Regions from separate parts of the Homo sapiens genome. Here region 2 is linked to region 1. The links are chromatin loops, found by intact Hi-C in ENCODE. Cell type or tissue: CD14-positive monocyte. All regions are shown on one strand. Links, peaks and the distances in the headings refer to the core of each region. The heading gives the core; the rest is flanking DNA. Region 1 has its middle 240 kb from the start of HIVEP2. Region 2 overlaps HIVEP2 (HIVEP zinc finger 2).

The links. Peaks named below come from ENCODE experiments on the same cell type or tissue, not always from the same donor. Only the 100,000 strongest peaks of a DNase experiment are listed, where the experiment ranks them.
Region 2: it touches region 1 in a loop (2.9-fold over the local background); 6 of 110 quality-filtered maps call a loop at or near these places.

Annotation. Positions count from the first base shown.
Region 1 is chr6:142,693,365-142,710,003 of GRCh38, reverse strand. No RefSeq gene overlaps it. Among named protein-coding and RNA genes, the nearest start is that of HIVEP2, 240 kb to the left of the region's middle. RefSeq lists an enhancer at 7,193-7,422. In CD14-positive monocyte, for the core only: no CTCF peak of the experiment used is centred there; DNase peaks (open chromatin) are centred at 6,723, 7,343, 9,163, 9,783 and 1 weaker place; H3K4me3 peaks cover 2,452 bases; H3K27ac peaks cover 3,425 bases.
Region 2 is chr6:142,903,978-142,920,616 of GRCh38, reverse strand. The region is part of intron 1 of HIVEP2 (HIVEP zinc finger 2); the gene reads left to right. Among named protein-coding and RNA genes, the nearest start is that of HIVEP2, 33 kb to the left of the region's middle. RefSeq lists enhancers at 6,615-6,704, 6,725-6,804, 7,035-7,104, 7,737-8,593, 12,991-13,280. In CD14-positive monocyte, for the core only: a CTCF peak has its summit at 6,921 (motif pointing left); DNase peaks (open chromatin) are centred at 5,476, 6,076, 6,886 and 7,436; H3K4me3 peaks cover 1,307 bases; H3K27ac peaks cover 2,114 bases.

The sequences.
Region 1 (16,639 bases), core at 4,787-9,786:
CTTGTGCTGAATGTTGGTAAAGAGACAAAGGAAATGGCAGAGGCCAGGTGCAGTAGCTCACACCTATAATCCCAGCACTTCGGGAGGCCGTGGCAGGAAGGTTGCTGGAGCCCAGGAGTTTGAGACCAGCCTGGGGCAACAGGGCAAGACCCCATCTCTACAAAAAAATTTTTAAAAAAGCTCAACATCACTGATTATTGGAAAAATGAAAATCAAAACCATAATGAGATACCATCTCACACCAGTCAAAAAGGCTATTATTAAAAGGTCAAAAAATAAGAGATGCCAGCAAGTTTGTAGAGAAAAAGGAATGCTTATACACTGTTGGTAGGGGTGTAAATTAGTACAATCATTGTAGAAGACAGTGTGGCATTTCCTCAAAGACCTAAAAACAGAAATATCATTCAACCGAGCAATCCCTATTACTGGGTATATACCCAAAGGAATATAAATCATTCGATTGTAAAGACACATGGATGCATATGCTTACTGCAGCCCTATTCACAATAGGAAAGACATGGAATCAATCCAAGTGCCTGTCAATGATAGACTGCATAAAGAAAATGTGATACATATACACCACGGAATACTATACAGCCATAAAAAGAATGAGATCATGTCCTTTGCAGGGACATGGATGGAGCTGGAGGCCATTATCCTTAGCAAACTAATGCAGGAACAGAAAACCAAATACTGCATGTTCTCACTTATAAGTGGAATCTAAATAATGAGAACACATGGACACATAGAGTGGAACAACACACACTGGGGCCTATTGGAGGGTGGAAAGTGGGATGAGGGAGAGAATCAGGAAAAATAACTAATGGATACTGTGTTTAATGCCTGGGTGATGAAATAATCTGTACAATAAACCCTTATGAGATACGTTTTCCTGTGTAAAAATCCTGCACATCCTGCACATGTTTCCCTGAATTTAACATAAAAGTAAAAAAAAAAATCAGTTTTTTTCCTAGAAGTGCCTTTACTTACCTTTTACTGGTAAAGAATATTTTCACTATTATTGAATTCTTGGTAGATCTGGCACTTTAAAACACTTTAAACATATTAGTATGTTATCTTCTGATTACTTGTTTCTCTAGAGGAGTCAGCTGTCAGTGTCATTGATCCTTTGAAAATAAGGTTCCCATCTTATCTAGCAACTTTTAATGTTGTGTGACCATCACAACTATTTTCAAAACTTTTCCGTCATCGCAGACAGAAACTCCATATCCATTAAGCAATAAATTCCCATTACAGCCTTTCCCCAGCTTCTGGTAATCTCTATTCTATCTGCTGTCTCTATAATTTTGTCTATTGTAGGAATTTTATATAAATGGAATAATAATATTTACTTTTTTGTGACTGACTTCTTTCACTTAGCATGTTTTCATGGTTCATATGTGATGTAGCACGTATTAGAACTTCATTCCTTTTATGGCTGATTGACATTCCATTGTATGGATATATTGTCTTGTTTATCCATTCATCTGTTGGTGGACATTTAGGTTGTTTTACCTTTTGGCTATTGTGAATAATCCTGCAATGAATATTGGCATACAAGTATCCATTTGAGTCCTTGTTTTTAATATTTTGGGTATATACCTAGGAGAAAAATTGCTGGATAATATGATATTCTATGTTAACTTCAGGAGAAACAGCTGAACTGTTTTCTACAGTGGCTGCTTCATTTTATACTCCCACCAAAAATATGAGGTTTCCTAAATTCTGAAGTGTGGTATCACTGAAATCTCTGTCCCTTAGTTTGTGTCCCATTGGCAATTTGACAAAGATTTCCTTGAATGCCAGGAAGTTTTAAAAGTTGCCTTTTTCTTAATTCCACATTTTCTTAAGTTGCTGCAAATCATGACTCTTTCTCAACATTCTTATATATTTGGTTCTGATAGTTTTTGCTGTTTTTTTTGATGTTTTTTTGGGGGTACTGGATCTTGGAGCTGCCTACTCCGCCATTTTGCTGACATCATTCCCAAGAAACTCTTTTTCTTGTTTTTAGCAGTGGGGTGCCTAGGTATGGTTTTCTTAGTATTTCTCCAATTTGGTTTTTATAATGCTCCTTGAATCAATCTGTGGCTCAAGTCCTTCATTGGGTTTGATAAATACTAAGCCATTATACCTTCAAATAGTGTTTCTTCCTCATTGTCATTCTCTCCTTGCCTCTGGAGTTCCAGTTACATGAATTAAAGCTTTCTCCTGTTCCCATTTGAGTCCTTTGCTCTTTATTGGTCAGTGTTCTCCAGAGAAACACAACCAATAGGGTGTCTGTATGTGTGAGTGTATACATTGTTCTGAAGTTCTGACAGTTGCATCGACTTCTGGTTCACTCCTCATTGGGGTGTAGCCCCCAGAAGTCTCAGCTGAGATCCTGGAGTATTGACTGGGGCTTCTCCACCTTGACAGGTTCTGAACTCCAATTTTTGCCACTTCAACTCTGTGAGAAGGTCAAAAACTCTGCTCTGATTTTCTGTGACTTCCTGCTCTGCTTCTTGTCTTATGCAGCTTAAGAAAAAATCAGCAAATGCCTCTTGGAGAAAATGAGTATATCTAGTCTACTTCCTCCTGCTACCCTTCTCTCCTGGATTCTGTTCCCTTAAGTCTTGGATACTTTGGCAACTGCCCCCCCGTCCCCCTCCCCCCACCATCCCATCTTACTATTTTTGTTTTGTTTTCTCTTTTGTGTGTTTTTTTTTGTCTACAGCCGTGTGAGATTTCTATAAGCTCTGTTTATTTCTCTGTTTATTAGCTCAGTCCTGTAAAGTGGATTCTTAACTTCTGGTTTCAAGCCAAAATCTGTCAATTGCTCTAAGGGGAAAACCTGCTTGTAGAATATCAGCTCAGCTCTCTGTTTCTCCTTTTTCTCTTCTCTCCAGGATGTTGGTTCGTCAAATCCTGGTTGCCTCAGTCTCTTTCCAATGCCTTCAAGTAGAGGGTTGTTGTTCCTGACTTTTTTAAAAAATATTTTATCTGGCTTTTCTGTTTGTTCTTAATAATTGGTTTGGTGCAAACCATTTCATCTTCTAGAAGTAAAAGTCTAATACATGATTTTGAAGATATCACTCAACACATCTTCACTGTTTCTTGGTCAGTTATCTGAAGAAAATATTAGCCCCTTGCCTTTATCTTCCCATGCTCTAGCCCCTTCCAGGGAATTCGTAATGTGTTTGCTAAACTTCAGAAATAGAAGAAAAATTATGACCTTGAGATGTGCATTAGAAATACTGAAATTTGGGGAAAATAATAACTCCAAAGAAAATTTTGTGCATGGTTACTACAGGTATCAGTCATCCTTATAACAAAGTTATTATTAATGTTTGTTCTTCTCTTATTTTAGTATGCCAAGGCTTTCTCAGCTTCCCTTAATGAAATATTTTACATCAAGGCCTTTGATATTTAATCTGGATGTGTTTGAAGTCTGATTACACTTAGTCTAGCACCTGTAAATTTTGTAATTTATTTTTAATCTCTCCTACTTATAATTTCTACATTTCATTCAGATATTATTAAGGCAAATTATAGGTAGTCATATTTCCTGATGTTGAGTTGGCATACAGCTTTCTGTTTCGTTTTGGTTTTGTTTGCTGGTATCATTGTTCCTGAATTTCACTCTGTATTAGTCTGACTATAGAGGTTGGCCTTGTCCAATATTTTAGAAGGAAGTTTGTGTCTTCTTGCTTGCAATTCTCTGCCTGTTTTATTACTTGTAACCCTGAGGAATCCTGGAAGAATGAGTACTAAGCACAGGAACAGAATGCAGGTTTTCTTACATTTCGGCCCGAACTCTAAATCAGAAAAATGAAAGGCCAGATCCCAGATGGATTGCTTTCTCTTTTATTTCTTGCATTAGAACAATCTCCGCAAGAAGTGACCTACTTTCTCACAAGGCATTTACTGTCATATTTTGACCCATCTACAGGTATACTGCCCATAATGCTAGTGATTCTTCTGAGCCTGGGAACATAACTCAAAACCAAACCCAAACAAAAACCCTAAACTCATTGTCTTATCACCTCTCGTGTTTTTTAAATCCACTGCCACAGCATATAAACAGTAATTGTATCATATTAATTATATACCTACGTAAGTGATAAAATGTCATAAGTATTGATCACTACACCAATGAGCTAAGGTGGGCTCCTTAGCGAAAACAGCATTGTTCCTGCTGGATAGCAAAACTTAAGTGACTAGAACCAGAAAAAATGAATTCACTGTATTTTATTCTTGGTTGTTCTTGTAGCAGACAATGCAATCATACTATTATTACTAATTCTTTGCTGAAAGTCCTCCAGCCACCTGAACGGAGCTCCAGACATTGTAATGTGATTCACAAGGAAATCATAACATCATGGCAACTACACAGCAAATTGGAGAAATTAAGACTGGCCAATGAAATTGCAAGATGGAGCAGAATTAAGGCAGCTAAAAGGAAGGTAAGAAAGGAGAGAGTTGAGGAATTATTCCCCAGCAGCCATTGCAGTAGAAAACCTCTGTGAAATAATTATTTTGATGTAAAGAGTGGAGGGTGGGCCAGGAACTATAGAAGAGGAAACATCTGAGGGCTAACTACCTTGATACAGCAAATACACCAATGTGCATGGCACTAGGATACTAGGAAAACATTTTTAGGAAGCACTGATAAAACTAAAGTAACTTGTGATCCTCAATTGTGACATGTGCCTTCAGGCCATGTTGGTATTCCTACCCTTCCAGGCCTCTCAGGATGCCGTATCACAAGATAAATTTAATTACTGACTGCTTAAGCCACACTTAAAAATGAGGAAGAGGTTTGTTAGTTCCCTATTCGTCTACCCCAGAGAGGGAAGCTGGTGGTCCTCTCTGCATACTGCTATGGGAAGCCCAAATTTGAGGTGGGGGCATGGACTCATAAACTCATAGTGGACCCACCGGTTACTAATAAATTTTATTTTACACTTCTTTTTGGCTTTGACTATATTTCATACTAAAGAAACATAGGAAATAATGAGTGAACCAAGAGCCCCTGGACCAAGGAGCGGTGAAGATGTTCTGGCATTCACCACCTCTCACTCTGTGAGTTTGGGCAAGTCATTTAGACTTTCCAACCTCATTTTTTTCATGTAATGAATGGAAATAATAATCCTTAATTGAGGGATTAAATGAGATAGTGAATCTCAGGTGACTGGCACATAATAGTTGCTCAGTAAATAGTAGCAATTTTTATTAACTCAATTTTTTTACAATTAAAATAAAGATAAGTAATAAAAGAACACAAAGCTGTTTTTTTTTTTGATGCCATATTCAAGGGCTGGGGCAAAGAAAATTCACTTTTGTAATATTTGGGAGAAGGTGTGAAATGAAACTCGAATGACAAGAGAAAGTTTCAATTACCTTGACATTTGCTTTAAACACTCTTGATCAAATTTGGACAAGTGTAACCACTTCATACCAGAATGGCATTGGATCTAGTTTTCTCCACTTGAAAGTTTGATGACTGGGCCCTGCATAATTCCCAAATGCCACAATATGGGCTGCAGACAGGTTCTCCAGCCTTAATTGTGAGTTGACATTAACCAAGTCGCCCTGACTCCAAATGATCTCAAAGAATTCCAGTATTCCTTTATGTCTTTCAGACTCTAGAAAACAAAATGTTTAACTCTGCATTGTGCTTATTTCCTTTGTAATCAAAAAGAACATTGCTGTTAAAGGTTAACAGTTTGCATTGGAAATGAGCTCAGGGTTAAAATTAATATGTAACAGTCCATGTTTTTCCCAGTCAGTAGCAACAGATATTCCTAAGTCGTTTGGATAATGTTGGTCTTTTACATTTTTTCTTTTTTTTTTTTCAAACTTTCTCATGTTGAATCTCTTCAGGAAATAGCAGCAAGTCCCATTTGATGACACAATGACCTTATCTTTTTCATAGATGTTGTGACAGTTGCCTGTTGAGAGGGTAACTGCCAATTAAGAGGTGGGTATTTGATAATTTCTTATCTAATGTGGCTCTAAGAAGAAAAGGTCCTTGAACTACCTGTTCCTTCTTTTAGGCCTATATGAGTTTCCCACCTCCACCATAACAAATCACCACAAATGTAGTGGCTTAACACAACACAAATTCATTATCTTACAGTTCTAGATGTCGGAAGCCCCACACAGCTCTCACTGGGGTAAAAGCAAGGTGACTGGAGGGCTGCCTTCTTTCCAGAGGCTCTAGGGGACAATCATTCTCTTGCCTTTTCTGGCTTCCAGAAGCTGTCTTTATTCCTTGGCTCACATTCTCTTTCTTCATCTTCAAAGCCAGCAGTGTTGCCTTGTCTTAGCCACCTCTCTCTGATCACAGCTAGGAAAGTTACTCTGATAGTTAAGGACCCATGTGAATACATTGACCCCACCTGAATAATCCAGTATACGCTCCTCAACTCTGGATCCTTAACTTATCACAGCTGCAATGTCCCCTTTGCCAGGTAAGGTCACATATTCACAGGGTTCCGGGAATTAGAACGTGTGTGTGTGTGCGTGCGCGCGCATGTTGCGGGGGGTGGGGGGGAGGTCATTATTGTGTCTTACTTGAAAGAAAAATGTAATTATAACTTTTGGGGAAAACTTCTAAATATTGTCTGCACCCCTTGAACAGGTACATCAGTTTTCCACCAGACGGGTTTGGAGATGGCTTGTTACAACACGTCAGTAAGTCCTTGACTGAATGCTGTCAACAGAGGAGCTCAGCCTTTCCATGTCATGCACCACCCTGCAGGAAGTGGGGCTTTCCACCACACTCAAGACGTTATCAAGGGCACTAAATTGCCCCCAAGGATCCTGGAGAGCATGAAGGAATGTGAATGAATTGGAAAAGGCATAGAAAGTGGAGTCTTACCCAAGAAAGACCCTGAACAGTCTGGGCAGGTAAGGCAGCTCAGCCTGACTCAGAGATGGCCTCTCTTGAGAGAGACAGGTTTGCCAGAATTGATAAATATCTTGTGTCTGGCAATCTGAGCATGAATATAACAGAAACAGGACAATGTAGCTCTGATTGGATTAGAGAACTGGAGGCAGCTGCAGGAGTCACACAGACAGTAGAGACAGTGAAAAACAGCCCCCTGCCAGGCAGTGTCACTGTGTGTGGCGGTGCCAGGGCGCCTGAGTCTGTCTCTGGGAGGCTGAGGTAATGGCCCCTTCTCCTCAGAGCCCCGGAGGCTGACTGTGAGCTTCTAGGCCCAGACGTGACTGCTCTCTTCATGGGAAGTACAATGTTGAGTGTGTTCCAGGATTTGTCCTGTGCTGGTTTCCCGGGCACATTTTCTTATGCTGCAAATGAGGAAGCGAAGGAGTAGGGAGAGCAGCTGGGGGAGGGAGGAGGCGTGAGGAAAGGGGAAGTTGAAAAGGTGATGGGTTTCCTGGAGTGGGTTAGGCCACGTTCATGGCCCTTCTGTCTCTGACCACTTACAGTAACAGAGACCATTTCCAGAAGCCAGAGGAGTTTGAACAGTCTTGAGGGAGGAAGCAGGTCAGTAACGATGATGAAGAAAATAATATGACTGAAAACAGAGCACAGAGGAATGACAAAGACGTTGCACCTTTTTTTTTTTTTTTTAATTTAAATATTTCACCTCGGCCTCCCAAAGTGCTGGGATTACAGGCCTGGGTCACCACAACCAGCCGCAACTCTTGATCTTGGAAAAATGGAGGCAGCTTCATTGTCAGAGAAGGTCTGGACTTGCTGTTATTTTTTATAGCTGTTGAAATTATTAGGGCCAAATTAATGAATGGAAATACAGAGATATGAGGAAGTTGCCAATAAGCGGTTATATGAAGGCTTCTGGAAGTGAACTGATGTGGTAATCACTTATAATGTATATGTATATCAAATCATCACGTTGCACACCTTGAAAATACACAATTTTTATTTGTCAATCATGTCTCAATAAAGCTGGAGAAAAAAATAAAGTAAACCAGTCTGAATGGCCACGATTTGTGCTTTTGGAAGAAATACATTAAAGCAGATATGCAAGTATTATGGTTTTTGTTGTCATTGTTATTTATAGCAGTCACAATTCATGGCACTGTGGTGAAAACTATAGGCTTTGGATTCAAATGGCCTGTATCGAAATCCCAGCTTGACCATTTATTAATAGTATGACTTTGGGAGACCACTCCAAACCTTGCTTTACTCATCCAAAAAATGGGGATAATACAATACTTATGTTGTAGAGTTGACAAGATTAAATAAGATGATGTGGTTAAAATGATTGGTGCAATGTCTGCACCTTGATACTAAAAAATGTTGGCCTCTATTTTTAAAAATTGTTATTTAGTGGATAAGTATTTTACAAATTTACTCTCATTAGGCTACTATTTATATGTACACCCTGAGCTGAATGAGTTTATCAGACCAGTACCCTTTTGTCAGGGCACTGATAACAGGAAACATAATAGGGAAATTTGGTGACGCGTAAGAGGATGGAGAGACCCATCCCAAGTAGGGGACACTAATCAGGAGAAGTTCGATGATAGGTCCTGGGGGTTGTATTATGAGGCACTGAATACTTGAGGGTATAGTACATAGCCTATTTTACTCTTTTGCTTATTCTAAGTGTATCAAGGATACAACAGAGACAGCTGTCTATAACTTCAAAGTGTACCAAAATTCTGTTTTCCAAGGTATTGAATCTAATTGTGTTTGTTTCTAAAATAAAAATGGATCCCAGTCAAGGAATCCTATTAAATAGCTCCACAACCTCTGGCACCCTTGATCTGTAAGATGCATGCATAGGGCAAAATGATCTCTAATATCCCCTGTGACTTACATTCTGTGACTCTAAAATAATGCTAGGGCCAATGTTATGTATTTCTTTTTATAGGCATTCTCTTTGTCTGGGGAGAGCAAGACCATATGCCAGAAGCATTGTGTAAGTCAGGTCAATTAAGAAGGATTGCTCCTTCGGCCTTGGGTTTGCTTCAGCAAATCTTTAGAGCTGGCTTTTTATTTATAACTCTGTAGAGGACCAAAACAACTCTGCATCTGACTAGGGTGTGGAGGAGCAAAACATAGCTCTATGCATTCCCAAATCATGAATTTTTCTCCTTGACGTACGTGCCATCACAGACAGTGCAGCTGCATGTCATAGATTTTTAAGGCTTGATTACAAACAACCTCCGACAGACTTCCCTGGGAGGATGATGAGGAAGTTGTCCCCGGCACGCAGCTGATCCTTCTCCTCCTTGGAACTGAGGCTACAGCGTTGAAGGGCAAAGATGAGCACCAGTCCTGGCACCTAGGGAAGAATGGGATGAGTTTAGGGTTGGGGTAAAAATCTAGAGCATTCATAATCAATTCTCTCATATATTGGGTTTGATGTATTTTTTTCCTAGCGGTCCTTAACATTCCTCATTTCTACCTGTCAAGAAATGCTAGAACTTGGGGCTGGATTTTCTGCAGCATTCAGGCCATCATTATATTCTGTTCATTTGGTTGCTTGAATTTGGACTGTCCCCCAGTCTCATGCTCCAATGCCCTCAGGTTTTGTCCTTTGATTTCCAGGACCTTAGACAGTGGTCTCTATGCTTACTGGTTCAGATTGAATTAGGGTCTTATAATCTACCCTCCAATCTCCCCACACCCACCCCAAATTTCACTCATAAAGTCAGTTAATAACCCCCAGGACTAGAACAAGTGCTCCTCGTAAATGGTCCCATGGTAACCTGTGCTTGTGCCTTTTGAAATACTTCTTGTGTGTGTCAATGTCTTCCTTTACAGAAAAAACTTCTTGAAGACAGGAACTGAAACTGATTCTAATTGTATCCCTAGTGTCCAGCACATATTAGAGACAAAATATATTTGCAGAATGACTGAATGACTAAATCTCCTGTCAGATACCAGACACGAAAACATGAGCTAATCACCTGATCATTTGGTCCATAGTGATTCCTACCCTGGTCCAGCTTTTGGGTCACGGTGAACAAAGCTACCATCATCCTTGATGCTCGTGAAAGAAACCTCAGCGTAATCATGATTCTTTGCTCTGCTTTGTATACACACTTCATGCAGCTGGTTTTTCCTCTTGAACTTCTTGCATATTATGTGAAGACAAGCACTTGTATTTTTAGAATGTCTGTACCATTCATTTAGACCCTTTCCTCAAGTGGAAATATGGCACTGAATGACTCAGTTGCAATTAGTCCCCTGAAACAAAGACTTTTACCTATTTCATAGAAGAATATTTTTCTGTCCTTTATAGTAGGGTAACCATATCATTTATATTCCAAACCAGAATTGCTTTGAGAGTGAATGAGGCCACTATTAATAATTGTACAGGTCAACTAGGGGTAAATTTGGACTCTACAGGGCACAGTGGGACATATGGTTGCCTTATTTATAGATGAAGATGCTGCTGAGCTAGCACCACCAAGCGTGTGATGTGTACATGATGAACCAGTTACACCTCATTACCAGGGTATCTCTGTCACTGGTATGACAGATGTGGACAAGGTTGATTTGTGCCCAGCTCTTAATTTATGGAAGTGAATGAGTAATGACAAGAGAGGCCAGTGCCATTGAAAGAAGGTTTTTATTACCTACAGTTTCCAAGAAAAGGGGGCCACCACATCACAGAAGGCCACGTGGGGAGGCACCAGGTTTGGTCAGGAGGCAGAAGGAGGTGCAAGGGGAGACCATGGCCAGAGCCCTCATTGTGTTTTTCATAGGAGAGGAAAGGGAGGGTAGGGAAACAGCTTAGGGTGGCTCAGTTTGAATAAAGTCAGTGAGCTCTGGTCTAGTGGGGTGGTTTCTAGTTTGGTACCTGGCCCTAGGGCAGGGGACTATTGACTGGGTTTGTGGGAGTTAGTTCAATGAGGTGGTTCGAGGTACTAGTTTTGGGATGGATCGGAGGGTTGTTAATGCAATTTTATGGGCCAGTGCAAGTGGATCACAGGGAAGATGCAAACAACTGTGGCTGTTCATTTGTCCCTGTGATTAATGGATGCCAAATGCAGAATCTAAGAGATGCAGAACAAAGGTAGTTGTTGAAAGGTAGGGTGCACTTCTGGGAATAGAACATAGATGGCCTCGGAGAGACCCACTGGCTGGGTGGAGATTAAACCAGCAAACTTCACATCATTAGCTTGAAGCTCTGATCCATACTTACCCAGCCTGTTCTCAGCTTAGGGAATAACAACTTCTAGAGTTCTTGGGACCCAGAAGAAAAAGGCAGTACTCAGGGTAGGTTGAAGATGCATCTTGGAAATCAATGGTTTGGAGAAGGCTCCTGTCCAGGTTTTGCATGAAGATGTAAAAAATAAATACTTCTTAGTATATTTTAAAGAATGCTGTGGATGATTGGCTTTATTTTAGGAATTATGTGAATGTGAAGTTCTTCTCTTAGTTTTATGTCAGGGAGGTGTTTACCATGGTGAATAGATAACCCAAACTTGTGCTTTCCAAGGATGGGGTAAGGAAACAGTGAGTCCAGCAGGAGTGCAATGAAGGTACAGCACCACATGCCCTCATCAGAGCCTGACAAAAAGGCCGTGGCAACATTCATATCCTTATTTTATAGCTAAGGAGACTGAGAGGGGTTAAGTGAGGAGTCCAAAAGGCTGCAGCTTTTCAGAGGCAGCATTTATCACAGAACGAGGTCTGTCTGACTCCTCACTCAGGGTCCTGGCAGTCTGACTTCTCTAGACTCAGCTGTGAGTTTCCATGTGAAAGAAAAGTAGCAGTTCTTTCCACTGAGCCAGCTCTTGCCTGGTTTAAGGGCCTGGTTTAAAACCTGCAGACAGTCTCCTAGGAATGGAAGGCCCTTCCTTCTCTGGTTCTAGCAGCGGGCGGGCTTTTGCTTATCTCCCAGCATGTTGCCGTTTATGGATTTGGGCAAAATAACAGAATTGCACAGCTTTGGAGTGTCAGACTTCTTTTTTTCCTTTTTCTTCCACACTGAGCTTCCTGTTTCTATGGCAATGAATAGGATGTTTTGCACCAAGAAACACTTTAAATGCCACTGGGGGAAGGTAAGAGCCACGCATAGCTCTCTACAGAGCAGGAAGGTGAAATGAGATGCAAAGAAGAACTGAGTGAAACAAGGAGAGAAAGGATTCAGAAAAGCTGGGAGCGAGGTGAGAGGCAGGAGGAAGGAGGTTAAGAAGCATCTGTTTGGAAGGAGAAATAAAATAGAGATAGCAACATGGCAGAGAACTGGAGCCTTCAGAGTGGCAGCCTCAGGTTCCGGTGTATCTTCCAGCACTTAGAAGGAACACAACTTCCTGAGAGCCACAGGAGTGGAGGGACAAGTAGTCTTCTGGAAGCAGGCTTGCAGGAATGCTGGAGGCACTCCCACACACTCGCACTACATAGGACCCAATTGATGGTGTCTTCCAGTGTAACCTCTAAGATAGGGAGGCTCAAATATCCCCCGTGAATACTTACCATGCTCATCTAGGCTGGCACAAGGCCCCTGAAGTCAGCTCTTCCACCTACCTGGTCAGAACTAGGGTTTTCGATCTGTGACCGATGCCTGTGGGCTGACTCAGGAGGGCAGTGATGGCTTCCTTGCCTTTACCACCTTCTCTATTTGGGTGGGATCATCCACGCATGCTCCCAAGGAGGCAGATAATTTATAATAATGAGGGATGTGAAAGGACACTTTGAAAATTAAAGTGGCGACTTGGAAAACATTCTTTCTCTCTTTCCCCTGTCCACCTTTCTCCAACCACACACAAAATTATATGACCTAATCAGCATGCTGGAAAGAAAGGCCACAGAACAATTAAAAATGGAACCTAGTAGAGCCTAAGTGCATACTAACTACTTCTCACTTTTGATTTTGCTAATTCGAATTCCTCCGCCACAGCCACGCCAAATCCAATCAAGCTCTGTCTAGCTTGAAGTTCCTGTTCTATAAGGTTTTAAGATCCATAAACTGCAATTAAAGGCACAGTAGTAGGAAGAGTCAATCAAAGGGGAGCCTCAAAATAGCTGGTCCCCCTGGAAAGCCAAGGCAGATATATTTGTCCAGCTGCTTGTGGGAGAAGGCCCGAGGCCTCTCACTCACTCGCCAGAGGCCCGTAAAAGGCTCACCTACAGCTGCTTGTGAAATTGGTTCCTTGTAAGTGAAAGTCGACCAAGAGTCCTATGAGCCAGTGGCAGCTGGACAGAGAGGACCTGGGTGCCAAACGGGGCAGGAAATGGCCAGGGGCCAGGGTAAACAACCTGGGGCAGGAGCTGAGGGGAGCATCTGTCCCAGGATAGCTCAGAGAAGTGCTGCTTTCCAAGGGTTTGGCCAGGGCGACTTGATTTATTTTCAGCAAAATCTGGGTATGCCCTAATTTACTATGGGAGCCTCGAATTTGCATGTCTGCTTTAAGAGACCCTAACAAGCACGCATAATAAAATGTTAATTTATGCCTTCTGCTAGGATTGGAATTGAGTGTGGCTTGACGCAACTGCAAAACAGAACAAATCTGGAAACTCTGGCAGGCAGAAGAGGAGAGTGGAGGGAGCACGTTTCTTTGAGTTTGGGAAGGGAGGCTGAGAGGAGTCTGGGAAACTTCCTGGCACCCAACTCCCTCCAGAACCCCTGAAGGGACTTTCTACAACAGCAGAGGGATGGCCCTTCTGTCTCTACAGCACTGACCGAGCACTACAGTATCGAACAGCACTGGGCACAGACTAGGTCCTGGGTAAATATTTGGTGTGTTGATTAATAATATGAGAATGTTCTGAGGTCAAACACTTCCTTCCATGTTTTGGGAACAGTGAGGTCTTGCATAGAGCTTTAAAAACTCCACACCCAGCTTCACATTAAAGTGGAAAGCCAGCACACTTGTGATGTTCTGAGCTATTCTAAATAGCAGCCCTCCCTGGGTCTCTGAATTCTTCTGAACCTAGTAGTGCCACTGCCTTGGGCAGTTTTGTGGAAATGCCTCTTCCCATTCAGCTTTGCCCAGACCATTCTATCCTGATGTTATTCCCATGGCTGGCACTCCAATGTGTCCTAAACCTGTCCGGTTTCTAGAAATATGACAAACATTACCTCTATTTATCCCTTTCTTCTGTTCTTACTGACACTGAGCTTGCAGGATGGCAGTATTAAAATACACCAGCAGACTTCTGGCAGGTGGTTGTAAACATCTTTTGGAGTTCCTTCCCAGTCTATGACACCATTTCTCAAGGAATCATCCCCCTCTCCACAAAAGGGAAGGCCAAGTAACCGAGCATCCACCATGACTCTTCCACTTTGGCCATAGATTGCATCAGAGTTCTCACTGACCCAAGCTGGACAATCAATATCTTTCTCTTGGGAATTTGGAATTGGACTTAAAGAAATGGATAACTAGAGATCAGCGTCTGTGTTTGGCTCAGACATGAATTTTGGAGCCATGGTGGCCATACGCAGGGAGAATCAGAACAAGTCAGTGTGTAGAGAAAACCAAAAGGCAATGCCAAAGAATGAACCGAGTCAAAAGAGGCAGGGCTACATCTGCTATTGACTTCTGAGGATGACTTTGCATCTTTACAGTAAGTTCTTGTTTATTGATTAGCCAAACTTTGCTGGCTTTGATGCTTGTAACCAAAAAGACTTTAAAAAGACATGAATAAGTTTTGCCATGGATTTCTGTAGCCCCAATCCACTCTGCATGCCTAACCCTAGTCTCTTTCAGATGCCACCACTCTAAGTCTGGCAGGGCTCCCAACTGCCTATGATGTCATGACCATGACCCCTTACTAGCTCTCAGGGCACTCCCCAAACTATCCTGCCCACTCGTCCAAAATAATTATTCTTTCCTCCTGTGATGTGCTCCTTTGCTTGAGTCTAATCATGCTCTCTCTACTCTAAACACACTTCCCTGGCTCTCTTCCTCCTGTTTCCCTGGACGGCTTCCCAGGCCTGGAATGGTCTACCCTCTCCTCCCGGCCATACAAATACATGTAGATTGGACAGTAGATGTATTTTCTTGTCTGCAAATGGAATGGTTTCTATCTGATGTCCTATGTTAAGGAACAGAAATTATCACAGTGGAAAAAAAAAAGCCTATTGGTGGGGCACAGCACCTCCAGCCACTTGGCTTTGGTGAGCCTGATACAGTATCTGGCCCCTGCTAATATTTGTATTTATGTAATGAAAGATTTACCCAATTAAAATAGATCTGAACTACAAAGGAAATGCTGCACTAAAATGTGTTCTTGGCTCATACAAGGAGAAAGATTCTCCTTCACGGAGGAAGACTTGAAGGGTATCCAGCCCTAGGGAAGTGAACTAGGTCATGCCAGTGTTCTCCCAGGCATAAAGGGTAGGCTCGATTTTGTGATAAATACACAGTATATGATGATTCACCTGACTTACTTCTCTATTTGATATCAGTAAATGATAACAATGAAAGTGCTTGTGTTGGGGGGAAAGTGCAATGAATGCACGGCCGCTTCACCATCTGATGAAAGTATAACCAGGGAGATGCCTCAGACGCTAAGGGCTCTTGGTGAGGGGCCCAACAGGAAGAGAGAAGTGCTACTTTCAGACAGAACGGGACCGAGCATTTCAGGATCCACAGAGCCGTGTCATAAAATATTTCACACGATATGTATGACAAGAAGCCTGAAGAAGCTATGAATTTCCAGATTGATGTGAAAGAAATCCACTCTGTACCTTGTGCCACACAAACATTTAAGTCAATCATTATTGAGCATCAACTGGGTGTATTCTAGCCCCGGGTTTTATCTTTTTTTTTTAACCTTCCTTGTGGTTGCTTTGTCATATTCTTTTTCTTTTATAAGAAGCACTGTTTGGTAATAGCCACAAGAATTGTGGGGGTGGGGAGACCATTTTTACTAAGAGATAGGGTTGTATCCTGCATAGGCAACATAAGGAATGGTAGCAATTTTTTTAAGAGGCTACACATGTGGAAAGGCCTCCCATTGCTTTATCCTCTCCACTGGATCTCTCCTGTATTCCTTCTGCCTTCCTGTTATTCCTTGCCAAAAGAAATGTTTTTCTGTCATTCTTTGAAGCCATTTTAATTTTGTTCTGGAGTGGGCTCCAATTTGTTTAAGTGTGGGATTGCACGTTGATACAAATAATTACAACTGTTAAAGTTTGAAATAGAGCCCTATTAGGGAAAAACTACAGTTAAAATAAAAGCTTTCATCAGGACAAAAGCTTTTAGGAGGTGGAAGACCCATATGACACTGAAAATTTCATAGTAATTGCCAAAATGCATTTACGAGTTGCTTGTTGCCAACACTTGGTGGGCACTGTGCATAACAGTGATAAACCTCATGGATTTAGCAAGTTAGCGCCACTAGACACTCTCTAAAACACAGCCACAGCGCCAGTATTGGGTTCCAGTGGACAAAGAAAAAGCCTTCTCAAGGGAATGAAACATTCATTTTTCTAATTATTCCCCAGGCCAAAGGTTGAGTGAGTAACTTCCCAGGAAATCCACAAGCCTCAGCTCTGGACTCTTCATCCTCACGCCACTCACTCAGCTACTCTCTGTTTGCAGTAAAAGAACAGAATGGAGCAAGAGTTTTTTAAAATTAGATTATAAAAGACCAAGCTCTGCTGAAATATTGGAGAGGTGGGGATCTGAAGGGAGGGGTGATGTGTCAAAGACTTTCAAGGCTGTATGACCTGATGGAAGATGAAACACAGGAGAAATGAGA
Region 2 (16,639 bases), core at 4,244-9,243, 210 kb before region 1:
TTTATTTTCTTCAGAGAAGTTTATTCTTCTGTTACCTATGTGATAACCCAGTTTCTAAATTCTTGAAGCACAGGATGTATTCAGGAATTGATTTCCTGGAAATTAGGGAATTTCCAAATGAGTTCTCCCTCCTGCTATCCAATAAGAATCATGGGGTCTTGGTTGTCAGAGAGGAGGTCTTTAATACATACCTGTGATCTGGATAGTACAAGAGTGGACACCATGGGTAGGGCTCAAAGTGAAGCCGTGAGCCACTCACATGTGACGGAGGACTAGACCAAGGTCAGCTCTGCATGCCGAACCTTTGGAAGCCAGGACTTCGGAGATACAAAGATAATTGAGTGACAAATAAGTAGCAGAATATGATAGAAGGGATATTATCCTTACATTTGTGACTTTCTTTTTAGCTATAACTCTGTGACCTCATGTAGCAGTTACACAAAATGGGACTGTAATTCTTACCTTTGGAGATAAAATGAGTGGTAGAGGAAATGTTTGTTAGGCTTATAGAAAGATCCAACTATTGTGTCTTTACAGTGAACAGAATAATTAAATTTGATAGAACCAACTTTCCTACTGTAGAAATACTTTTAAAGAGTTTATGTCTAATGACATAAAAATATACTTAGGAAGCTCTGTTTTTATACAGAACAAAGTGTTTTTCAACTTCTGTTGTTACATCCTTTGAATAGGTTAACATTTCTGCCTCCTTTGAGGACTAATTCTTTGCTCTTTCACATCAGTGACCAATGTAGAGTTTGCTTACATTTATTTACAACTTATTAACATTACTAGAGAATAGCACACTAAATGTGAAAGGAACAGAGTAAGATCCATGTCAGGGTATCAATTTTTAACTCAATAAACTTATCAGTATTTTAAAATGCCATTTTATTATTTTTGCATAGATAATGTATATTACATCTTATTTCCCAAAGCTTAATAGGTTTGAACATGGACTTTATTTGTAGAAGGCAAGTAAGAGAATAATTATAAAAGTGGGTCTTTGAGTAGAATAATGATAAACTTACCCATATTATAAACTGCATTGTGACATGTGTTTCCTTAAAAGAAATGTGATTCTGAAAAAAATGGCTTGCATTTGAGCCTGTTACTGTGGATCTAGATTTGCATAGAAGACATTTATAGACGGTTCCTGATGTGAGCTGCAGCTGGTAAAATACATTCCTTACCTATCCAATAAGAATATAATAGGATTTGCTTTTTAATTTTTAAAGCACAATTATGAGTCAATATTAAACTATAAAGCTCTGAAACTGGCGAAGAAAACAACTATCAGGAAGAGAGCAGAGAATATTTTGTATATTTCACATAAAGGGCATTTAACAGTATTGTTTTCTAATTTTACTTTCATTTCAATCTGTTTCATTAAAAAAGAAAGTTGAGGTGACTTGCCTCAAAGGTCTGTATAATTTTTGAGGCTTCTTTCTGCTTGTGTTTTTGTAACTGTAAAATAAGAACACACTGAAAATATACTGGAATTAAGAAAGCCAGTGTGAGTAAATGAAAATGTCATTAAATTTGGTAGAGAAATGGACAGATGGGTAACTTGAAGTTAATAAAGACATAAAAATCAAAGCAGAGGAATGTATTTTAAGAATAAAACAATCTAAATTGCATGACTTAAAAGTAAAATAATAGGTAGGGAATTATGTATTATAAAGAAACATGAATGTGTTAACTACAGGTGTTAATATTTAAAAAATTATAGTGGGAATGATTTGAGACTTCAGACTTGGTTACATGGCTTTTATGACATCACTTTTTCTAAATTACTGGAACCTGTGTTTGTTTTTACATTGTTTTGTCATGAGAAAATACATTTATATAACTTAAGGCTCTTTTCTTCATTTATTTCACCTTGTCTTCAAAAAATTACATGAACATGTTAATTCCCTAAAAGTGAAAGAACATTATGTTTTTTATTGGTGAATAAGAAGTTGTTATGGAGTGCTCTATTTTTACAGCTGTGCTTCAGGGTATCACGTTCTGAAGAGGTCAGCTTGGCATGATCTCATGGGCATGAATCTTGGGGAGACAATTCTGAAACAGCCACAGGCCTGCAGCGTCGCAAAGCCAGGGCAGAACATCCAGATGCTGTCGTTAGGAGGCACGCGGTCTGTTAAAGCTTTAGGGTGGAAGACCCAGGAGGATGCAGCTAGAAGAATGCCGCATCCACATTCGTGGCAACTCTCTGGGTGCTGTTGTAATTTTAACTCTTGAGTTCGTTTAATAGAAAAAAATAAATAGGGCTGTGAGCGATGGCTCAGGCCTTTAATCTCAGCACTTTGGGAGGCCGAGGCAGGCGGATCACCTGAGGTCAGGACTTTGAGACCAGCCTGGCCAAAATGGCGAAACCCGGTCTCTATTGATAAATAAATAAAAGTAAATAAAATAAATAGGGAAAAATAAATAGGGAGGCAAAGAGGAAAGGGTTTAAGGAAAAAGGTATTGAGACTGAAGTAGAGAGACTGTTGTAGTTTCATTTCATGGCTCACATTGTTCTTGTTAAAATTACAGACGCTCCGGGCATGATGGCTCACGTCTATAATCCCAGCACTTTGGGAGGCCAAGGTGGGTGGATTGCTTGAGGTCAGAAGTTTGAAACCAGCCTGGCCAACATGGCAAAACCTGTCTACTAAAAATGCAAAAATCAGCCAGGCGTGGTGGTGCATGCCTGTAATCCCAGCTACTCGAGAGGCTGAAGCAGGAGAACTGCTTGAACCCAGGAGGCGGAGCTTGCAGTGAGCCAAGGTTGCTCCACTGCGCTGTAGCCTGGGCAACAGAGCAAGACTCTATCTCAAAAAAAAAAAATTACAGAAGCATATTATGATTTTGAGAAGGTGTGTGAAGCTACTTTCTTTATCTGATAAGAGCAGAATTTCTGTGTCTAATACTCAGATATGATTATTTGGGATATGGATTAGCTTTGCTGTCTTTACTTTGGACTCCTCTGTATCAAGGTTGGTGGTAGTTGAGTACATGTGTGATTGGAAGTTGTTTATAAGATTCTTATTTAATGAAATAAGTTAGGAAATACTAATGTTTTCCCATCATTTAGAAATATGTGTTATATTTTTTATCATCACTGTTAATGAGAATAAAATTTGTTATTTGGAATCCACATGCACTCAGAATTGTTGCCACTTGCAGCGCATGTAGTGTCACGTGGATGTCATTCATACCTGTTGCTTCTGCTGCGGTGGCTGTCACTGTCCCTATGCAGAGCTGTACCAAGATCTGCACTCAGAAAATTTTGAGGAAAATTGTTTAATAGGGTTGGAGTGATATAACCTTTGTTTTCATTATTCATGTATTCTGTTTTTCATATCAAGTAGGTTGATGATCCTGGAGAAGAGAGAATTAGTGATAAAACCAACAGTACATCACATACGAAACTGTTAGTAAAATTTTATTTACTTGTTTTTGGACTATTGGAATAAGAGTAGCAAAGAAGTTATCAACTAATCACCTTTGAAATTTTGGATGAGTGACATAAGTTAATAATTGCTTATGGCAGCATAATTATTAACAGTACAATATTAGAAGAAGTGCATTTAAAATATAGTTAACATACAGTAAACCAGCCTGTCACATTTATAGTATGTCCATTATGCTACAGTAGAAGCCTTAGGAAAATTAAATACTGTATGTATCTTTCTAGAGAAATAATTTCCATCATAATATGGTATACAATTAAAACAGTAGTTTCTTTCAATATGTAAAGGATATTTGCTTACTGTTGATTATTTAACAAATACTTATTGAGTAGCTGTTAGGTGCTGGATGCTGATCTGAGAGCTGGGGATACAGCAGGAACAAAGAGTTTCAGTCCTCATTGGAGGACCCTAATCCATATTAATCTGACAATCATACAGCTGTAGAATTATAAATTAGTTGATAACTTCTTTCCTACTCTTATAATTATAAATTATGCTTTTAAGGTGCCAGGAGAGAGGAGAACAGGAGAGCTTCATCTCTTTGATGAAGTCAGGGAAAGATTTTTCTGAGAAACGGATGTCTTGAGCCCAAATTGACTAATGGGGAGCATTAAATAAGTGAAGGGGTTGGTGGATTCTCCAGGTGGAGGGAACAGCTAGGGCACAGGACCTGTGATCAGTGGGATCATGGTTCTAATCAAAGGCGTAAAGGAACACTGCTGTGGCTGGAGCACCAAGAACAAGGGAGCTGCACAGGGCTTGGTCCACACAGGGTCTTATAAACTCAGTTTAGGATTTTGGTCTTCATCCCAACTTGAATGGAAACCCATAGAAGTTGTTCAGACATGGGGATGAAAGGATTAGATTTGCATTTTGAAATTTACTTGGACTATGTAGTTGAGCTTTGCATGGTGAACAAATTGGAGGGTGGCAAGATTGGATCTAGAACTAGTCAAGAGATTACTGCAGTAAACCAGGGAGTAGATGACTACACTAGACTAATCCACTACAGTGAATTAAAGAGGTAGAGGTGGAGACCAGAGAAAGATTGGTGAGATTTGAGAGATTTCCAGGAGGAGAAATAGATAGGGCTTGATAGTACCTGTAGAGAGTGAAGGAGAGGACGTAGCCTAGAATGAGTCCTAAGTGTGTGGTCTGCATGCCTGAATGGGCAGAGGCACAATTTATTGGGATGGGGCTCACTAAGGGGAAAGCCAGGTTTAAGAAAGTGGTGACTTTTGTTTTTGGATTTGTTGAGTTTAAAGCGGCTTTGAATTATCTAAATGGAGATGCCAAGTAGTCAGTTGATCATAGGAGTCTGGAGGAAGGGGTGGTCTGGAGATGGAAGTGGGTGTCCTTAATGTATAGATGGTGTCTGAGTTGTAGTGGATGAGAGGGTGTAAAGAGAACAGAGACGAAAAGAGAGTGTGGGGCTAACTCTGGAGAAACCCTAACTTTTACAGGCCTGATTCAAGGGAGTGATGCCACCAAGATTAAGAAAGGCTGGCTAGAGGTCCATAATAAAAGAGAGTCCAGTGTCATAGCATCTATGTGAGGAGAGGTGCAATAGAGATTTTGCCAGGGCTGCTGTGATAAAGTCCCACATGCTGGGTGGCTGAAAACAAAAGACATCTATTGTCTCACAGTTCTGGAGGCTGCAAGTGTGAAGCCAAGGTGTCAGCAGGGTTAGCTCTTCTGAGGGCTGTGAGGGGAAATCTGTTCTGTGCCTCTCTCCCAGCCTCTGGCCATGGTTTGCAATCCTAGTTGTTCCTGGGCTCCTCATTACTGTAGTCTCTGCCTCAGTCTTCATGTAGTGTTCGCCATTTCTGTCATGTTGGATAAGGGGCCCACCCTACTACAGTGTGATGTCATCCTAACTAATTACATCTGCAAGGACCTTATTTCCAAACAAGGCTGCATTCTGAGGTATGGAAGTTAGAACTTCAATGTTTCTTTTTGGGGGGCCACAATTCCACACATAACAAGAGGATTCAAGCAGATTTCCCTCTTGCGTAAGGCTCTCCAGGGGAAGCAGTGACAATCATGACCCAGTTCCCATTCTTACACAATATTTTAATATTATTGTGTCCAGTGAGGTTCAAATTAAGTGTTTAATGGTAGCTGAGGTAAATGTAAGGAGTAGGAATAGAAAGAAGATTAAATGGGGGAGAAATAGTGGGGAAAAACAGTTCTTAGAGGAGATGAAATTTGAATTGGGCCTTAAAAGAAGGGGCTCAGGATTTAAATTTGTGGAAAGTTGAGGTAGAAAGGGCATTACCGGAGAAGAAAACCTGCATGAAGTCTTCATCTGGAAAAATATTCAAAGCCTTCAAAAAGTAGGAATCTGCTCTTTGTCACTTAGCATAAAAGAACCATGTTCTTGCTGGTTTCCCTTTGTATGGAAAGAATATTAGATATTTATGTTTGATGAAGAGACTTTTGGCATGAGTAAGGCTGGGTTGTGCATTCAATTGATTTAGTTAACAATTATTTATTATGTACCAACTACTATGCACCAAGGGCTGGGGATACATCAGGTTTTGAATAGTCATTTAACCTCTCCCTGCAACACTTCTGCATCAGCCATCATTTTAACACACAGTTTATGAGTAAAAATGTGTTGATTGTCTGTTATGACTCTGCCCATTTTCAGAGTCATAAATTTAATAGTGACTAATAATTACTGAGCAGCTTACTCAAGACCAACCGCTATTCTAAATACTTGACCTAAATTAACTAATTTAATCTTTATCGATACTTTATAAAGTAGGCTCCAAATTTCATAGACTCTAAGGTATCATCGGTTGTAAGATGGCATTTGATGTACCTCTAAGAAAGGAAAACAAAGATTCCAATTTTTTTTGAAAGATGCCATCCATAGTAAGACACATTCTGATTTCAAAAATGTTAAAATATGAAAAAAAAGCTTATGTCTTAGAATTGGTAGACCACTTAAATTTGATGGCACATGATAACTGTGGCTGACATGTGAGAAAATGGGGGCACCAAGAAGGGTCAGTTGCTTGCCCACGGTTACCTACGGATACGCAGTGTTAGCTCAGGTTCTGCTTCAAGGGGCTGCTGCCAGAGCCCATCCCCAGTACTATGACTGCAATCTCCAAGCACATCTCAGGCACTTTTTTTTTTTTCATATACTGAGAGCCTGATAATATTTCAGGGCTCTAACCTGACTGAGTTTTGCGGTACACTGTGGTGGGAGAGACACGTGCAAACGTGCAACTTGCTGCTGGTGATCCGGCTGATCAGGGACTTTGCTGGGCCAGTCTTTAATTTACTACTTTTTATCAATCTGGAATGTTGACGATGAAGAAATGCCACAATGGTGAGCCACGAGATGGCGTGGAGGTGAGGATGGGGCAAGAGTGGGTGACTTTTCTTGTGGAAAGTGATGCATCTTTGGCCCTGTTCTAAGTTTCACTTCCTCTGAAGGCCACATTCAGCACCCCCTGCAGTCGACTGTGCTCTCTGTGATTGTCATCAGTTGTGCTCTCACCACGTTACTTGGTTTCATTTCCCGTGTTTTACCTTTCCTCTGGTCTATGGTGGCCCTGTAGACACCTCTTTCTTCCAAGGCTTGTGGGAAAGTGCCTAGAAACTTAGTTAAGTATGGCAATTAGATACTTAGTTAAGTATGGCATTGAAGCTGGCAAAAGAAAGCAGTGAGCAGTGAAGTACCAGTGTGATAACTCTTCAATCCTTTTTAGTATTTTCTGTCTTCATGGGGACAGCCAGTGTGCCCTGATCCATGGGTTTTCCCCCTCAAACTGGTTTATTGAAAAAATCAGATATTGTTCATACTTCAGGTACTTTGAAACTATCCAAATGATAGCATGAAGGAAATGTACGTTTTTCGTGTTTCAGAAGTCGTCAGAGTGAAAGTAGAAGTTCTCATTAGCATCCCAAGGCTTGAGTTTTTGAAGATGTTGTAACAGCATGAGTAAGAAATGAATTGATACAACTTTTTGACAAGCTCATCCTAAGCTAAGCAGTTCGGTTCCCATAGGTCACCATGAGTCCTGGTTTTGTCTCCCTGCTGTGGTAAGGGGCCATCCTCTGTGTGCTGGCTGATGACAGTCTTAGTCTCCTCGTCTGTAAATTGGGGATAACAATACCTCCAATACAGCCCAGTGCTTTTCTGATTTATGTCTGCTAAGTACATTTTCATACCCACTTCTAAAATCATTTGATTTTTTCTTCTCCTTATAAATGTGCAGCACAAGCAATAATTCCACCTAAGCATCTACCTCGTAGGAATGATCACAAAACCTTACCATTCTTTAAACTCACAGTCTCCAACCTTTTTGGCACCAGGAACCAGTTTCATGGAGGAGAATTTTTCCATGGTGTGGGGATGGTGGATGGTTTCCGGATGAAACAGTTCCACCTCAGATCATCAGACATTAGATTGTCATAAGGAGCATGCAACCTAGATCCCTCGCATGCGCGGTTCACAGTCGGTTTCACGCTCCTATGAGAATCTAATGCTACCGCTGCTCTGATAGGAGGTGGAGCTCAGGCAGTAATGCTCGCTTGCCCACCACTCACCTGGTGCTGTGCGACGCGGTTCCTAAAAGGCCATGGACCATTACTGGTAACTGAACATGACCCACTGGCCTTGAGAAGCTGACTGTAGAGGAGATGGATGTGCACGTAGCTATCAAGCCAGGATGAAAACAGCCACGAGAAGAGAGGTGTGATGAGGAGAAGGGGGAAGGGATTTCTGAGGAGAAATATATGAATTCTACTAGAGGGGCTTGAGAAGCCTTAGTGGGAGGGACAAAAGTTCGATCACTGTTATTAGCATGTGTTTGGAACTAGATGTAAATAACAATGGTTGTATACACTGAGGCCTGAAGTTGTCTTTTCAGAAAGACTGACACTCTGGAGCAGTGCTCTCCAATTGAACTGCATTGGCCAATATGGTAGCCACTAAACACAAGTGGCTTTGGGGTACTTGAAATGTGGCCGTGCAGCTGAGGAACTAATTTTTAAATTTTATTTAATGCTAATTTTATATTTAAACCTAAGCAGCCACATATGGCTAGTGCCTACCATACTGGATAGCACAGCCAGAGGAAACCTGCTGTCACTAACCCAGTATGGAGATTTCAGATAATTATCTTGATCACAAATCAAATCACAAAGTCAGAGACTTTGATTGGCTTTTGCTTTTCAGTATCATTAGCCATAAGTACTAGCACTGAAACATCCATTAGACACTAAAATACAGTAACTCATTAATTATGAAATGATGAGCGGTCAGTTAAATTAGTCAGTGATACCCTCGACACACACACTCATGCATAGATCTACATGCATGCACACATATCATGCACACATACGCATCACAGACACACAAACACTCACACACATTTCCCCTGATTGTTTCTTGAACTGGACAGAGGGAGAAATATGTTTTTGAATGGCTTGTTGTCTCATTTCTGAGACAGTGAATTAATGATCCTTCTCCTGGGAGCAGTGTCAGGCTGAGCAAAGAGTCCCTGATGGAAGGAAAGGACCAGCTTTGTCCTATAATAAGAACCCTGCAAAAAAGGGTCTCAGATGATTCTTAGTCTCCTCGTCTGTAAATCTGGGGATAACAATACCTCCTCTGTCTGCCTCAAAAGATAATATATGTTTATAAAACCTTCTTTTCAGGGAGGTTTTCCCAAACCAATATCTCATCTTTTTAATAAGCCTGCAGGACACTTCTCTTTCTGTGTTGACTATGGTACCAAGAGATATGATTATACATATTTTCTCCTTGATCTTAAATGCCCTATGGCAATCATCACACCTTTTTAGAGACCCACTTGAAAATTGCTATGTTTAAATTCTGCCCCAAACTTGTTTTAGAATTCTTCCTTTCTGAATCCCAACTGTATTCTGTTCAGTCCTAGGCTCTGCCCCTCTCAGCACGTTTGTCCTCTATTCACTGGGCTCCCCTGAAATGTTGTTTGTGCTTATTTTTAAGTTTTTTTTTTTTTTTTTTTTTAATGTGTTTGTGCTTTGTCTTCCATATTAAAGTGGAAACTCTCTGGGTAGAGGTGACCTTTAAACTTTATTGTCTTGAACTTTTTAAACTTAATTTTATCCAGTGCATTGCAGAGGGTGGCATTCATTAAATTTTGCAGACTGGTAGTAAAATAGAGGACTTGAGTCTTTAGGGCTCAGACTGACATTTTCAATGTGTACTCTTTGGTTATTTAGATCAGTGGATTCAAGCTGTATCATGCACGATGGTCTTTCAAGGAGCGTTAAAAAATTCAGGCCCCCATGCTCTACGCATGTGATTCACTAGGTCTGAGGTGAGGCACAGGGAACCTTAATGTTAAGAGGTAAATTAGGTAATTCTGCTGCCGGTGATCTGAGAACTACTCTTTGAGAAACAGTGGTTTATATATTAAGATACCATTTCTATGGACTGTACTTAAAGAAGACTTTTCTGGCAGTAGGGATCTTGCTTCTAAGCAGAAGTGTAGGTTTGTTGTTGTTGTTGTTGTTTTGTTTTGTTTATCTTTATTTTTATTTTTTGAGACGTAGTCTCGCTGTGTCACCAGGCTGGATTGCAGTGGCACAATCTTGGCTCACTGCAACCTCTGCCTGCCGGGTTCAAACAATTCTCCTGCCTCAGCCTCTCATATAGCTGGGACTACAGGCATGCGCCACCACACCCAGCTAATTTTTGTGTTTTTTAGTAGAGATGGGGTTTCACCATGTTGGCCAGGATGGTCTCAATCTCTTGACCTCGTGATCTGCCTGCCTCAGCCTCCCAAAGTGCTGGGATTACAGGCGCAAGCCACCATGCCTGGCCTGTTTTGTTTATTTTAGAAGAGAATGAGAGAAGAGTGGGAAATTTTGTTGGTAAAACATTTCTTTAAATTATCTTCTTAAATGGGTGGCATGGTCAGTTGGGTAATAGAAATATCTCATCAGAAAGAAACGGATAATGCATGAAATGATTTTATCAAACTGCAATGGTAGAAAATACCTATTCAGCCTTCACTCAGAGCTTGTTTGTCCTTATTTTAGGCTTAGTTTTAATAGGCTTGATGATCTGATTGGCTAGAGATTAGGAGCAGTATATGGAAGTCAAACATTGTCACTGGTAAAGGATGGCATGTTGACTGCAAATGTAATCACTGACAGCCTGAAAGTGAAGAAGGAAATAGATAAACTATAAAAATCAGAAGCAAGATCTTAAAGATCAAAATATAGGCCACTGGAGGAAACAAGAGTGCAGGGGTAAGCAAATGTAAGCATCTCAGTAGCTTCAGAAGCTGTTACTGTGTTTCCCCCAATTTACAGTAGCTATTTTTTGATCTTTCTACTCAGAATCTAAGTTCTACTAGGGCTGAGACCATGCCTGCCCCATATGATACTGTTATCTCCAGGACTTAATGTTGTACTTGACTCATAGAAGAGGCTCCCTAAGTATTTTCCTAGTAAATGGAAATAAATAAATGAGTAGGTTTGCTATGGTGATCTATGTTTATGATAATGACCCTGAGATATTTCTGATTAAAAACAGAGGCAGTTGGTTTTTTTGCATTTTAGATATATGTAATCTCAAAAAATGTTGGTGTATAAAGCCTTATTAAACATGCTTAATATATATTCATTCATTCCTCAGTGACCTCCTCTCTAACACTGCTGCACTCTCCCCTGCCTAGTTTATATTTAAATTGTCTTAAAATCATGGGATTTAATTTTCAGATTATAAATACTCATATATGTAGATATATACTAAAATATTTTGAATCATCTGCCAATGTATACTATACCATTGCTATGTAAACACAGCATCTTTTAAGGTCTTGAAAAATGTTCAGATAGATTTTTGTCTATAGATAGTAGAAATCTGTGTATACCAATTTGAAGCTATCTCTTTCTGTATAGCTAATGCTTTTATAGTTAATTGTTCTTTAATAGATCATAATGATTTCCTTGGGTCATGATATATTTATTAAAATAGGTATTTCAGCATGCATTCTAATTAAGAAAATGCATGTTATGTGTTAGGCAGACACACAGGCTCCATATAGTAGAGACAATAACGTTTAGATACCTCTAAAATGATACACCTGCTCTTCAAGTGTTTCAGATTTGTATCCCTAAAATCTGCCCTTTAATAGACTATTGTTAATTAAAAAAGGAAAGTTATTTTTGATATTCTACAAAACAGGTTAAATTATGCTTGGTTCCTTTGTACTTTGTTTCAAAACTGTGTTTTTAATTCGTTGTGTAGAATTCAGAATTTTTTTTTTTTTTTTTTTTTTTGAGAGGTGGTATCTTACAGAGTGGAGGAAAAGATGAGAGGAAGTCTTTTTCCATAGGTACATATTTGGTCTAAGGCAAAATTTTGAAATAGGGAAAAGTATGTTTTTGACAGTGACATCCTACCACTTAGCACCCTTCTCAACCCAGTCAACCTGAAGGCACCAAGTTATCCAAATTTAGTTCTTGGTCTTTGATTGCTATAGTCCATTCCAGTCTAAATCACTCCTTTAAATTTTTCTAGTTCCAAAGTCATCTGTATTTTCTTACCAATCAAAGGTCCCAGCCAACAATTATTTGAGTACCTGTTCTGATTTTGGCAATGGGCTAGAAACTATATAGAAATAAATGTGAACCCTACATCATGTTCTCAGAGAGAATGCAATCTAATATTGTTAATGGCAAGCATGACTAACTCATTTTACTGGAAAAGACAGAATATGCAAAAAACAGGCATAAACCAGATGAAATGAAAGTTCAGAGAAAAAGACCAATTGCATGAACCAGGAAAGGTTTTTCTGGAAAATGTGGACCTTGAGGATTGGTTAACATCTTTAGAAGCAGCGATGGGTTGGAAGATGGACATATGTTACAAGTGAAAGTAGGAACACCACATATGGCTGCCCAAGAGTTGGATTTTGTAAAATCGTGAGGGCACCATTCAAATAGAGTATGATATAAATGGTGGCATGAGTGAAAGTCAGGAGATGGGAAATATACAAGGTTAGGATCTGAGAATCATAAGTAGGAAGGCCTGGACCATGTTGTGATGGAACTTGAATGAAAGAGTGAAGTTGTTTTGCCCTGTTCTTTAGGTTGTTGTGCTAAAAGTCCTTTCAGACCTCTCAAACTTTGAGTTTCTTTGATTTTCTGTAATTCAGTTGGTAAGAGAGAGCTGAGGAAGATTTTTGAGTAATGGAGTGGCTTGAAATTTCAGAAGATGAAAGATTAGTTAGAAATACATGGGGTGAAATAAATCGAAAAGTTATTAGACTTTAGATATGTTTAAAGTGGTTCTGCTCCTTTAAGGCCATCAAAGTACAATTGGAGTATACATCATACCGATGCTCTAGGGGAGGTCACAAGAACAGACGTTTTTGGATTGGTCCTGAGCGCAGGTCCTCTCTGTTGAATTGCCCAGTGGACAGCCTGTTGATCACAGCTGTTTGTTTATGGGGTTTCACTCCCTTCTTGAGCTCCAGCTCCATGAATCGAGAGCCCCAAAAGGAGGCTTGTTAACAGGCTGCTGGAGTAGGGTAGAGGCAAAGTAGTGGGGCTCAAATTACAGAGGTGAAAAGGAAATTTATTCATTCATTCATCAAACCTTTACTGAGTACGACTCAGGGTAAGCAATGGCTTTGTGTGCTTTGTGTATATTCACTATCTGGTACTGTTTTATTGCTTTGACCCTTTCTTCCCCCAAATTCTCTAAAAAGTTTTAGATTTCTTCACAACAGCTGAGACTCTCTAGGGGTAACAGTAAGACTACTGGTAGTGCTAGAAGGCGACAACCCGGGGAAAGCAGCAGCTGGTTTTATTTTTGGTTTTCGTCAGGTGGTTGTAAGTTGAGAATTGCCTGTATTCAAACAATGTGATTTGGTAGTGTATACTGAACTCCCATAGAAATAATGGATGTAGTACAATCACAAGGATAGAAATGAACAATCTCCAACATCATATGCTAGATAGTAAACTTTTTAAGCACTTGGGCATGGATTAATAGCTTAAAGAGTATGAATATGCTACGGACCATTCACAGTTTCATTTCATGTAAGATGTAGGTCTTGCTTTGGTTACAGAGATCTGGCCATTGGTGAACTCTCCTGTGGAACAGTCATTGTTTTATGGTAGGTACTGGTTGATGCATTTGGGAGATTTAATTTTGGAGCTGACTAGCTTGCTGTAATTTATTTGTTTTTGTCAAGTTTTTAATTTATCACAAAAGCAATATTATATCACCAATAAAGAAAAGATGCATAACTATCTTATAGGCTTTTATAATGTATCAACTTGATTTTTAGAATTTTTCCTTGTATATTCTTTGATCTTTGCCCACATTCATACACTTGAAATAGTTATAATCATGATATTGATACAATCCTTACTTTCAAAATCATTTTTATAAACACTTTCATTTTGCATATTACCATATTCTGATTTTAATGGCTGCATATTTTTGATCTAATTTAATGGTGACAATTTTCTAAAAATCCCCTTATTGCTGAATATTCATTTTTTTTTCTTTTGGGGTTGTTTTTCAAAGGGAATGAATATTTTTTATCATACATGGTCCTCATTTTCAAATTGCTTCCCATTTTTATCATGATTGTGCCAAAGTAAAAATTTTGACTGCATTGTTGTTTTGGTTTGCATTTTAATAATAATTAAAGAGGTTTCTTTATTTGTTACATTTCTTTGTCTGGATTGACTTGGCATATCTTTTCTAATTTATTTCTTAGTTATTTTTTGAAAAGTAAGTTTCTATGAGCTTTTTATATATTTTAAATATTAATTCTTGTTACCTTATATCTACTTGGTTCTACTATTTCTCAATGTGATTTAATTCTCGTTTTGTTATTTTGCACATTTAAATGATATTAGCTTTACCTAATCTAGATTATCTGTTTCTGGTTAGTTTTTCATGAATGCCTTCAAAGTTATTTAAAAATTACAGTGATAAAGATAGTGTTGTTCTCTGATTATTGTTATTATTAATTTTTTTTTGAGACAGAGTCTCACTCTGTCAACTAGGCTGGAGTGCAATGGTGCCATCTCAGCTTACTGCAACCTCCACCTCCCGGGTTAAAGCAGTTCTCCTGCCTCAGCCTCCCAAGTAGCTGGGATTACAGGCATGTGCCACCACGCCCAGCTAATTTTTGTGTTTTTAGTAGAGATGGGGTTTTGCCACGTTGGCCAGGTTGGTCTCGAACTCCTGACTTCCAGTGGTCCGCCCCCGCCTCGGCCTCCCAAAGGGCTAGGATTATAGGCGTGAGCCACCACGCCCGGACTGATTATCATTTTTTATGTTGCTTCTTGGTCTACTGTCAAGTGGCTTGGATTCTTACGGACTTGTATATTCTAAAACCATGACCATGGTGGGGGGAATTAACAGTTTGAACCATTAATAGTTAAAGGGTCTATTATGTCATATAATTTTTTCAGATTAAATGTAGATTTATAGATTGATAAATTAGACAGTAAATGAAAACTATATGCAGGAATTTCTGAGTACAGTGAATCTGGCTAGTAAATTAAGAATTGTATTTAACCTCAGGTTTTAAAAACAAAAATACTTATATTTATTAAACACTTGAAAAACACTCCATGTTTGGAAATTATTTTTTTCCATGAGCTTTTGAGCATTTGTAACACTACTTTCCAGTGTCTTGCTTTTAAAATGTAAGTAATAGTACATTTTTAAATGTGAGCTCAACTCACCGGTCGTTTGCAGAAATCATTTTAGTGGGCCCCCGTATTGATTACCTAAATCATGCCTTGTTGGTTTTCTTTTTCTGAGGCTCAGATCTTATTGTGTAAACAGGATGCACTTTTGGAATTTATAGTGCATTTCAAGATTTTCTTTATATTGGTTTAATTGATCTTATAATTATTTTAAAATAACCTAAGTTATCTGGTAATAGTTTATTGGTAGATGGTTGAGCAGTATCTTTCTTAACTCTTATTTAGAGATGGGAATTCAATATGTCTTCCAATATTTCATACAATGGAGGAAGGATTTAAAAAGTGAATGAAAGGTTGTTTTCCCTTAGTTTAAAAAGATAAATTGTAATATCCAAAATATTATAAAGTAAGTGGGCAACCCAAATCATCAAGATAGTTAAGAAAATATAATTAAGTCGGTTTTAACAAATCTTAAAAGGAGAGGAGTCATACTTGTTAGGACAAGCTTATGCTAATGACATATCAGCCTGTGTTATCCCAGGTCAATAGATATGAAAACCACAGTTTACCCAGGGTTACTTAACTGATAATAATAGTGTGAGGATAACAAATTGAACTGATACAAGTAGAAAGACTAAGAATGATCTTCGGGATAAATGAAAACAAATGGATAATAAACTGATCTTGCTGAGTAATATAGGTTATGGTGTTATGCTTTAAAATATCAGTATTAATAGAAATATTCTTATGTTCCTTTGTTCTTTTAAAGGGTAAAAAGGGCTGTTTATCTTTTTTTGATCATGTCATCAGTTTCATTGGGTTGCCTTATTTTCATTCAGAAAGAGTATGGACTAATATCCATATTGAATTATGATTTAGACTTGAGTGTACTGGTAGGAAATTTATCAGTTGTGTGTGTGCAATAGTGCTTGGAATGAAATGTCACATTCACCTCTGATACTGCACCTACTGTGTTTTCTCATAGGCTTAATTTTGCCTTTTCAAGTTTGAGGTCCTGTTGTTCAACATGAACAACAGCTTTACAAGGAACTATGTAATTTACATTGTTAAAGGAAAGTATATGTGACACTGTAACCTTTTTACTCTAGCATTGTTTTCAAAATGTTAATTACTAATTTTTCCGGAAATGATTTTTAAAGGTAAATGTATAAAACAGATGGGTAAATAATATTTGGGGAGGATAAGTGTGACAAGTGGGGAACAAAAGTAGAATGTGTGTCCTCAAATTCATCTTTGTAATTTCCCACTTTTTCATTTGGAGGTACTTGCCAAATACGAGTTGAAATTCAGACAGGCTGAATTGGGTTTTTAAGTCTAAAAATGACTGGAAATTTGGGTTTAATATTGCTATGAAGTTTTGTGTTTAGTCTGAGGTAAGTGAGCTTGCTGCATCTCAGTCACTTCCTGCCCCCTCCATATTCCTCAGTGCATAGCTGTGTTCCATCTCTGTGTATATA